2 separate regions of the Homo sapiens genome follow, and region 2 is linked to region 1. Evidence: chromatin contacts called from ENCODE Hi-C or POLR2A ChIA-PET data. All regions are on one chromosome and are shown on one strand. Each heading gives the region's core, a stretch centred on a gene start or an enhancer-like site at or near the end of the contact. The rest is flanking DNA. Distances are from core to core; before and after follow the strand shown.

Region 1 (5,353 bases), core at 1,024-3,523:
CATCCTCCTCCCAAGGCTGCTAGCCATGGCTCCCACCTGTCACCTGCGCTGAGCTGGGCCTCCCCTGATTTGGCCAGGGTGAGCACAGCTGAGCCTGGATGGGGTGATGTGGGGATGCCATGTGGCTGGGTCCCAGCTGACGGGGTGCAACGGGAACTGTGGTAAAGAGGGCGCCCAGAGCGGGTACTCAAGGTAGCATGGGAGAGGGCTGGCTTCAGATACCATAAATAATACAGGAATCAAAGTTCAGAGAGGCCACGTGGCCTCTTCACTGTGTGCATATCCCAGGGGCTCACTGGGAAGGATACAGCTGGGGACTGTTAAAGGCAAGACCCTTGATCTCCAGGAGCCGCTAGTCCAAAGGTAGAGAGCCGATGCTCTGCTGGGCATGACCATTCCAGAGAAGAGGTACAGAGCTGCAAACTGCTACAACTGGAGGGACCCCCGGGCTGTGCCAGGGTTGGGGACACAGCTTAAAACTTCAAAGTCCAGCCAGGAGGTAAACACATAGCTAGGGCATGTGATAGGGTCTCTGGCAGAAGTCTGGAGTGCAGTGAGGCCTGAGTTAGCATTCAAAAATGGGCCTTGCCTTCCATTCACAGTTGTCCTCAAACATCGCAGGCTGTGGCTCTCGTTAACCTTCTGGAAGCGGGGGATTCCAAGTACCTAGACTCTGAGTTTACATGGCCTCAAGGGTTTTCAAGAAATGATTTCAGGACAAGCTCTGTGAGTATGATTGCATCATCCAGAAATGTACCCAAATACTGATTTAGTATTGTTTTTCCTTTGGTCTGAATTTCAAAACTCGAATTTCCTGCTTTACTTCACTTCACTTCAGGGGAAATCCCAGACATTTAAAACATCAGCTCTTCAGTTAAAATACCACGTAACCCATTCTCTCCCAATCCTCATCTATGTCTCCAGCCCTGAGGTTTTTCTTTGTTGCAATCAGCCTGTGGAACGGTTTGGGGTCTGGCCTTTTCACATAGCATTCCTGCACACACACATTCCAGCAACACACTTATTAAACACACTTACTGTATTTAATGGCCATGCGGGGTTCCATCATGTGCCCTGTCCTAGTTTTCAGCTTGTGTTTCAGCCAGTGACTCTACGGCTTTGGGCAAGCCTAACCTTTTTTGGGTCTCACCTTATCTGTAAAACATGATGATTTGGAAGCTCTAACGTCCTTTCCAAAGCCTTAAAATTTGTGGGGGGTCTATGATTTCCTAGCTGTGGATCCTAAATTGTGACTACACAATAACAATCCCTAGAAGAGAAAGGGACCCAACATCTATTGAGAATTCCCCATGCGGCGGGAAGGCACTGAGCGAGGGATAGGTAGGAAAAGTGACACCTAGGCTTGCCAGCAAAAACACCATCAGAGGCCCCCCTGAGTGATCTCAGACCCCTTTGTTCCCAGTCCGGCCTCTGGACTTTGTCCCATTAGGAAATGGGGGGAGGGGGACACTCTCCCTCCCTCCCTCCCTCCCTCCCTCCCTCCCTCCACAGTGAAGCCACAGCCCTCCAGGTCTTATGACTGCTCTTCTCCTCCATGACAAAGCACTTTTTGAGCCCAAGCCCAGCCTAGCAGAGTGCTGAGTCACGGTGGGACAGCAACTCTCCACCGCAACCCCCACCACCGCCCCCTCCTGCTCCAGGATGTGCTGAACCTCCAGAAACCACCGGCTTGGCTCTTCTCTCATCTGAGGTCCCTCCCGCCACTCCTGGCCCTGGGAGGCGGCTGTCCTGGGAGACCAGCCAAACTCTCTGCTGCCTCCAAGTCACGAGGAGCTGAGCTGGAGGGTGGGGGAGGTAGAACCCTGGTCAACAAAGGTCCCAAGACCAGGCCACAGCTTCGGAAGAATCTAAAGGCTTAGACATTGCAGTTCTGACACCTCAAGTTACCAGAAAGTAGGGAACGGACACAAGCAATCATATAAACAATCATAAACACACACACACACTCACACTCCCCCACCAATAGATTTCCCTTCCATTGTTCCCAGCCAGCCTCCTCCCAATGACCTTCTACAGCACAAGCTGTCCCTCAGTCTTGCTGCGATGTTCACTGCAGCTACATGCATGTTTAGCCAAGCATGGAGCCAACACTGATTCAGGAAACCTACTCCCTGCAGCAGACCGACTTCCCTCCAGTGGGTCCGAGAGCTTCATGCTGGCTTTGTCCCCCTGGACATCCCGGAAGCCTGGAAACTCAGCACATCTAGTCCAAAACCAAGCAGGCCTTCCCCAAGGGCTTTCCCCGAAACCTTCATTTCCTCCTGTGCTCCTTGGCTCAGGGAATGGCAGCAGCAGCCAGGCCTACCAAATCATAAAGCTGAGAGATCTCTTACACACTGCCCACCCCTGGCCCCCGACTTTCGCCAATCAGTCTGTTCATTTGATCTTCTCCAGATCTGTCAAATCTGTGTTCTATCTTCTCTGCTCACTAATAACTAAGGCTGCTGCCTCCTGACTGGTGCCCAGCCCTCTAGCCTCACTCTCATCCATCCTCCACATTCAATCATGAATCCATCTGTTCATGCAACAGATACTGGGCACCAAGTAACAAGCAATTTGCAAAAAGCTGGGAGTGCAGAGACAAGACAGAAACAATGCCTGCCTTCCAGGAGCTTACCATCTACAGCACCAGCGCAGGCAATCAAAAGGGTCTCATAAGGCCAGGTGCGGTGGGTCATGCCTGTAATCCCAGCACTTTGGGAGGCCGAGGCAGGTGGATCACTTGAGGTCAGGAGTTCGAGACCAGCCTGGCCAACATGGTGAAACCCCGTCTCTATTAAAAACACAAAAATCAGCCAGGTGTGGTGGTAGGCACCTGTAGTCCCAGCTACTTGGGAGGCTGTGGCAGGAGGATCTCTTGAACCCGGGAGGTGGAGGTTGCAGTGAGCCGAGATCAAGCCACTGCACTCCAGCCTGGGCAACAAGGGCAAAACTCCATCTCAAAAAAAAAGGTGTGACACATACATAGTACTTCATTAAACATACAAATATATATTATAGTTCCTAATCTTCATCACTTACATGAGCTACAAATATCATCCCAATTTGTCATCTCTGTTTTAACCTTGTTTACAACATCTTTTGTCTTACAGCTTTTCATTTTTAAATAGGCAAACCTGCCAACTGTACTTTTACGGCTTCTGACAGCCTCAGAAGAACATTCCCTACCCCAAAATTATAAAAATAATCTTGTATATATTCTTCTCAAAACTTTATACTTTTTTTAAGGCTTGGATTTTTAATCTATCTGGAATGTATTTTTAAATACTGAGTGAGTCACTTTTCTCCACATGACTGTCAATTGTTTCAACATAATTTGTTAAACCCATTCTTTCTTCCCTAATGTGACACAACAGTTTAGCATATACCAAGTTCTCATAATAGGGGGGCAGGACTATTTTGTTGCATTAATCTAGTCATCTCTTCCTGTGCCAGTACCATACTGCTTATAGCACTTTACTGTACCTTTATTATAGCACCAAATGCAAATCTATCAACACACTGACTCCTCCAAATGAACTTTAGAATCATTTTGTGAAGTTTCAAAAAAAAAAAAAATACTGTCCCAGAGACAGTAATGGCTGAGGAAAAACAAAAACAAAAAACTGCCTCTTATGGAAATTGCAGTGAATTTATGCTTATTTGGGGAAACTGACATCTTTACAGAATGAAGATTGACCGACCATTTGGGAATATGGTACCTCTTCATTTATGCTAGGCTTTTTGAATTTTTTGTCCAGCAGTAAGCATTTATAGTTTTTTCTATATATTTCTTGTTAACTTTATTCCAAGGTACTTTAAGCTTTTGTTGTCAATGTAAGTGAAAAACATTTTTTTTTCCATTCTTTTTTCCCCATATTTTCTAACTGGTGGTTACTGTTATAAAGGAAAGCTTTGGATCCTATATATGGTGACTTTGCTATACTCTTATCCTAAGAGATTCCCAGTGTAAGGTTTCTAAAAACAAAGCTAATGAGGTGTCTCTATGCTGTCTCTAGGATCAAGTTTAACCTCTTTTTATGGAACACAACCCTGCCCGATCTTGCCCCTATTCTCCACCCTAACCAGCATCCCCCAACATAAACTGTACTTTCCAGGCCAACATTCTTTCTTTCTTTCTTTTTTTTTTTTTTTTTTGAGACGGAGTTTTGTTTTGTCTTCCAGGCTGGAGTGCAAAGGCGCGATCTCGGCTCACTGCAACCTCCGCCTCCCAGGTTCAAGCGATTCTCCTGCCTCAGCCTCCAGAATAGCTAGGATTACAGGCGCATGCCACCACGCCCGGCTAATTTTTGTATTTTCAGTAGAGAAGGGTTTAGCCATGTTAGTTAGCCAGGCTGATCTCCAACTCCGACCTCAAGTGATCCGCCCGCCTCGGCCTCCCAAAATGCTGGGATTACAGGCATGAGCCACCGCGCCCAGCCCCAGGCAACATATTTTCTTAAGGCAGCTTTAACAGGCCATGCATTTCCACATTTCCACACCTTTGCATATGCTGTTCACTCTGCTCCAAATTCCCTTCCCTGTTTCTCTCCCGCACTTCACCTTCCTTTTAACTTTTTCTTCAAACTCAGCTCACGTGTCTTGCTTAGGGAGGGCTTCCCCGACCTCCTCCTATCCCAGACTGGGTAAGGTACTCCTGGTCTAGCAGCATCCTTCTGTTTACCTTATTCTTGTAGCTCTAGCACCACTAAAACGTTTTTCCTGTAAATAACATAGGTGCATTTTTAAATGAAACCGTGAACAAGAAATCACCCTAATTCCGTCGGCAATTTATTTTAGTATTTCAGTAGAGTTGCTTTTTTAAACTAAGGTTTGGAAGTCTAGCTTCCAGCTGCAGGTTTGTGAGCATCCTGAAATTCAGTTCTTCCACCGATGCGTCAAAAGACGCGACAGAACAGTGGACCTCGAAGCCAGGACCTAGGTAAGGGCAGGGCCTAGCTCTAGCTCTGCCACCCATAAATTCACATCCACCCTGTGCCTGGGACTCAGCTTAGCCACACACACCGGCCCCACCCCTCCGGGGTCTCTTTCACCTGTCACCCGCCATTAACCCCGTCAGCTTCTCTCCAATGACACCCCAGGGTTGTCCTACAGGGCCACCGAAGCCTGAAGCTCCTGTGAGTGGGGCCGATAAGAGGCCATTTTGAAAAGTCCTCAGCATGGGCTTCGCCTTTAGATCCACGTCGTTTCTCCTTTCTAACCCGAGATGTGTCCCTTGGGTGCGAAGCGACACCAGCGATTCTCTCGGAGGCCCCGGTGGCTCACCCCCACGACTCCCCGGGGAGGCGGTCCCCATCCCTAGGGAAACCCGGCCCGCCCAGCCTTTGTTGCA
Region 2 (5,353 bases), core at 1,466-3,965, 3.9 Mb before region 1:
TTCGAGACCAGCCTGACCAATATGGTGAAACCCCATCTCGGCTAAAAATACAAAATTAGCCAGGTGTGGTGGCAGGCACCTGTAATCCCAGCCATTCCGGAGCCTGAGGTAGGAGAATTGCTTGAACCCAGGAGGCAGAGATTGTGGTGAGCTGAGATCATGCCATTGCACTCCAGCCTGGGCAACAAGAGCGAAACTCCATCTAAAAAAAATAAAAAATAAATGGAATATGTGGCTTTTTGTGTCTGGCTTCTTTCACTTCACATAGTAGTTTCAAGAATTCACCTATATTGGCCGGGCGCGGTGGCTCACGCCTGTAATCCCAGCACTTTGGGAGGCCAAGGTAGGCGGATCACAAGGTCAGGAGATTGAGACCATCCTGGCTAACACGGTGAAACCCCATCTCTACTAAAAATACAAAAAATTAGCCGGGCCTGGTGGCGGGTGCCTGTAGTCCCAGCTACTCAGGAGGCTGAGGCAGGAGAATGGCGTGAACCCAGGAAGCGGAGCTGGCAGTGAGCCGAGATGGCGCCACTGCACTCCAGCCTGGGCGACAGAGCAAGACTCCGTCTCAATTAAAAAAAAAAAAAAAAAAAAGAATTCACCTATATTGTGGCATGCATCAGTACTTCATTAGTTTTTATGGCTGAATAATGTTCGACTGTGTGGATGTACTGCATCTTGTTATTCATCAGTTGACGGCTTTTGTGTTGTTTCTGCATTTGGCTCTTATATATAGTGCAGCTATAAACGCTGCGTACAGATTTGTGTGTGTGTACATATCTTTTCAATTATCCTAGGTATGTATACCTAGGAGTGAAATTGTCAGGTCATGTGATAACATTTTGAGGAACTGCCAGACCATTGTCCACCAACAGTGCATGAGGGCTCCAGTTTCTCCGTATCTTTGCCAACACTTGTTACTGTCTTTCTCGTTTTAAAGAGCTATTATTATTATTACTATTTTTGAGATGGAGTCTCGCTCTGTCGCCCAGGCTGGAGTGCAATGGCACAATCTCGGCTCATTGCAACAACTGCCTCCCGGGTTTAAGAGATTATTCTGCCTCAGACTCCCGAGTAGCTGGGATTAGAGGCACGTGCCACTACACCAGCTAATTTCTTTGTGTTTTTGTAAAGACAGGGTTTCACCATGTTGGCCAGGCTGGTCTTGAACTCCTGACCTTGTGATCTGCCCACCTTGGCCTCCCAAAGTGTTGGGGTTACAGGCGTGAGCCACCGCGTCGGGCCTATTATTATTATTATTATTTTAAGATGGAGTCTCCCTCTGTCACCCATGGAGTGCAGCAGTGTGATCTGGGCTCTCTGCAACCTCCACCTCCCGAGTTCAGGTGATTCTCCTGCCTCAGGCTCCTGAGTAGCTGCGACTACAGGCACGCGCCACCACGCCTGGCTAATTTTTATATTTTTAGTAGAGACGGGGTTTCACCATGTTGTCCAGACTGGTCTCGAACTCCTGACCTCAGGTGATCCACCTGCCTCGGCCTCTCAAAGTGCTGGGATTACAGGCTTGAGCCACCGCGTCCGGCCCCTAAAGAGCTATTATTTAACCTTCTGCCCCAGCAGCTGGGAGGGATGGTGGTGGCAGAGTGGCGAGGAGCGGGCACTGCGCAGTTCACCTGAGCCCCAGGCGCTCGCCGCGGGACCCACCAGCACGTCCCCTCCTCGGCAGACTCCCTCCCCGGGGTCACGTGGAGGGCGACTGCGGGGATAAGCAGGGATGGCAAGGGGAAAGGAAGGGCGGGCCCCAGGCGGGGGATCCCCGGACACGCAGTGCTTTCCCGCCTGGCCCCGCCCAAAGACGTGGGCAAACAGAGGCCACGCCCTTCCTGGGAGCCAGCCCCGCCCATACTCCGCCCCAAGGACACGCCCCCACTTCGGGCGGAGGCGGAAACCGGGCGGGGGACGCTGGTGCGAGGAGGTCGAGGAGGCGCCTTGGCACCCGACTCTGGCATCCCGCACGTCCGACATCAGCCCTGCCCTCCTTCTCAGGGGCTTCCATTCATTTTGTGCCAAAAGGGAACTGCCGCCCTCGCCCCCAAACTTGTAGCTTTGTGGATGGAGGGTGTGGGGGAGGCCGTGTGTAGTGAAAGGACCACCCGGCTGAAGACGGTCCTGGGGGTGGAGGGCAGGAGGGAGCGAGAAGGACAGTTCTGCTCCTGGGAGCCTCTCGTTCCTGGGCGAGGGTCTGGGGACCCTGGATGAAGTTTTAGGATCTTTTACAATGACGGTCTGGGGCAGAGAATAAAATTTTGCAGGGAGCAGATTGAGGGTCTGGAGGACTGGGTTAGGTGGGCTCTAGGTACCCAGGACGATCTCGGGAGGCGCACAATGAGAATCTGGGGGCTCCAGGATTACGGTGTGGGTGCACAGGATGAAATTCTGGGGGCGCAGATTAGGTAGGACCTAGGTGAGCAGGATGACATTTTTGGTGAGCGTCTGGGGGCCCCCGGGTGAGTCTGGGGGCCTGGCATCAAGGTCGGGGCCCCAGGATCGAGCACTGGGGGACCCTGGTCCGGCGCCGGGAGGCGGCTCCTGGCGGCGCCGCGGGGGACCGGGTAGGGGCCTGTGGCTGGCCGGGGGCGGAGAAGCGGGGGGTCGGGGTCCCTCCCCCTGGCGCTGGCTCAGGAATCCGCCGAAGGGCGGGCGGAGGCGCCGGGGTGGGCCGCGCCGCGGCAGGCGGGCGGGCGGGGGGCGCTTCCTGGGGCCGCGCGTCCAGGGAGCTGTGCCGTCCGCCCGTCCGTCTGCCCGCAGGCATTGCCCGAGCCAGCCGAGCCGCCAGAGCCGCGGGCCGCGGGGGTGTCGCGGGCCCAAGTGAGTGGCTGTGACCGTCCGTGGGGGAGGGCGTGGGCCGGAGTCTCGGCCGAGTCCGCGGCAGCGTAGCGCCCACAGAGGCCCGCGCTCCTCGGCCTTCGCCGCAGGGGCGCGGGGCGGGGGCGGGGTGGCCGGGGCGGGTGGGCCTGGGACCCGGGCCTGGGACCTGGGCCTGTGAGGAGTCGGCCCCCAGCCCTGGGAGGCCCCGAGGCCCAAGCACGGTCCTGAGCGGGCAGTGGCGGGGGCTGGGCTCGGGCTCCCGGTACAGGGAGTTGAGGTGCCGCGGGCAGAGGCCCCTGACCCGTGTCCACCATCTCGCAGCCCCAGGATGCTCCCCTGCGCCTCCTGCCTACCCGGGTCTCTACTGCTCTGGGCGCTGCTACTGTTGCTCTTGGGATCAGCTTCTCCTCAGGATTCTGAAGAGCCCGACAGCTACACGGTGGGGACAGTGAGGGCCGCTGGCCTGGGACAGGAAGGGTAGGGAGGAAGAGACCGGGACCCAGGGTGACTGCTGCCGGGGAAGTCTTCCTCCCCTGGCTGGTGGAGAGCTGGGGGCCATTGTTTGGAGCAGGCCGGAGGGTGGCCAGGCTCAGGCCCTAGTCTTGGCCTGGCCAGTTGGAGGAGATCTTAGGGTGACCACTGGCCACTTCTGGTTCCCTTCCAGGAATGCACAGATGGCTATGAGTGGGACCCAGACAGCCAGCACTGCCGGGGTGTGTGTGCCTGGGGGACCAAACACCCCCAGGAACCCGGAAAGGGATTGATAGCTGCTTTCCAAGGGACAGCCCCACCTCCAAGAACTGCCGTGGGAGCCCAGCAGCCCGTTCTATGCCCAGCTCTGCTACACAGAGGCCAGCTCTGGCTCTCTGGAGGCCAGTTGAGCTAGGGGTGGCCTCATCCTCTCCCAGAAACCCAGGAAACCTTGTCCCTACCCCTCAGAGGAGCTGGATCCTGTACGCCTTCTCTGAACCACTCTCCTGTCCCAGCTCTTTGTCTCATCACAACCTGGGAGGGTAGCGTCCCCAGGGGTGGGTAAGGAGGCCCCCCATCTTGGGCTGAGCTAGGGCTAGGGCCGTGGGGAGGGATAGAGACCCACTTGCAGGCCGAGAATGAGGGCAACAGTGGGAACAGCTGCCCCATCTCCAGCCTTGGCCAACCCTGGGGAGGGGTCCTGAGCAGGCAGACTTAGCTTGTTGAGCAGAGTGGGAAGGCTTTGCTGGGGCCACACATCTCAGAGAAGGCCGAGCTGGGTTCCTGCCTCCGCTCCCTCCAGGGCCAGCCCAGGAGACTGGCTGTGCCCAGCAGGCCCCTCTCTGCAGATGTCAACGAGTGTCTGACCATCCCTGAGGCCTGCAAGGGGGAAATGAAGTGCATCAACCACTACGGGGGCTACTTGTGCCTGCCCCGCTCCGCTGCCGTCATCAACGACCTACACGGCGAGGGACCCCCGCCACCAGTGCCTCCCGCTCAACACCCCAACCCCTGCCCACCAGGCTATGAGCCCGACGATCAGGACAGCTGTGTGGGTGAGTGGGGACTGCTCTGGTGCCTGGCTTCCAGTCCTCTCACCAGGCGTCTTAAACTCAGACCTCATGTTCCTCCCCAGCTCAAAAGGGCCACTGGTGATGTCCACACCCTCATCCAGACACTCATGTTGTTTAGGACCTGCCGCAGGTGGCCCCAGCTTGTGTGCCACTGCTCCAGCCAGCTCCGGGCCCCTCCCCTCGGTTGCTGCAGAGACACTGCAGGAAGTCTGCCTTCCAGTGTCTGTCCCCTGGGAGCCACAGGCCTTGGAGGAAGGACAGTCCAGGAATCAGTGTTGCTGGGGATGTTTGGACAGGACCTTATTTCCTGTGCAACCCCCAACATGTGGTTTTAGAGGTTAGGGGTGCCTTTCCTGATGGCTCCAGGCTGGTGAACTCTTACGCGTGCTGTTGAGAGAACCGAATACAAGTGTTGGAACTATCTGTCATGTTGGGTGGTGTGCGGGATCCCAGGCAGGGGCTGAGTGGTGTCTCTCGCAGATGTGGACGAGTGTGCCCAGGCCCTGCACGACTGTCGCCCCAGCCAGGACTGCCATAACTTGCCTGGCTCCTATCAGTGCACCTGCCCTGATGGTTACCGCAAGATCGGGCCCGAGTGTGTGGGTGAGTCCAGGAAGCAGCTTCTGTAGTCCCGGCTTTGTGTCCCTGGTCTGGCCCTTGCCCTAGCACCTGACCCCCATTCAAGCCAGGCTTCACCCCCGGCCCCTGCCACCTCACCCTCCGTCATCAGACACAGAGGACTGTAGCGGGGAGTGTTTGGGAGGTGTCCTGGCTGACCCTGCCTAATTCAGCTCCTCGGACACAGGATTATGGGTGGTGAAGCCTTGAGTCCCAGCCGGCTCGAGCCCACCTGCCCTCTGCCCTCTGCCCTCCGCCCTCCTTCTCCTGCCTCTATCCCTAGACATAGACGAGTGCCGCTACCGCTACTGCCAGCACCGCTGCGTGAACCTGCCTGGCTCCTTCCGCTGCCAGTGCGA

Evidence for each region. A loop is a pair of places that touch in the nucleus more often than their neighbours do. ChIA-PET counts read pairs that join two places held with the same protein, here RNA polymerase II (POLR2A). Pooled maps may share reads with other maps.
Region 2: a pooled map shows a loop between it and region 1 (3-fold over the local background). The contact joins the promoter of EFEMP2 here to the enhancer-like site in region 1. A Hi-C loop is called at or near these places in 1 of 50 pooled maps. POLR2A ChIA-PET finds 5 or more read pairs at or near these places in 2 of 52 experiments (B cell and BJ).

Annotation. Positions count from the first base shown.
Region 1 is chr11:61,968,296-61,973,648 of GRCh38, reverse strand. LOC399900 (a long non-coding RNA gene) reads right to left here. Exons shown (of 1, transcript NR_187560.1): 1 at 4,770-5,353. Among named protein-coding and RNA genes, the nearest start is that of FTH1, 3.3 kb to the right of the region's middle. RefSeq lists enhancers at 687-866, 1,530-1,674, 1,478-1,772, 4,909-4,958, 5,079-5,148 and cis regulatory regions at 1,597-1,607, 1,527-2,038, 1,284-2,043. Within about 2 kb of position 2,273, at least 36 of the 41 ENCODE cell types and tissues checked have a DNase peak (open chromatin) inside an H3K27ac peak, as active enhancers do.
Region 2 is chr11:65,870,162-65,875,514 of GRCh38, reverse strand. EFEMP2 (EGF containing fibulin extracellular matrix protein 2) reads left to right here and starts at 2,715. Exons shown (of 11, transcript NM_016938.5): 1 at 2,715-2,832; 2 at 3,154-3,271; 3 at 3,497-3,545; 4 at 4,152-4,358; 5 at 4,857-4,979; 6 at 5,278-5,353. The coding sequence starts at 3,161. RefSeq lists a silencer at 1,653-1,712.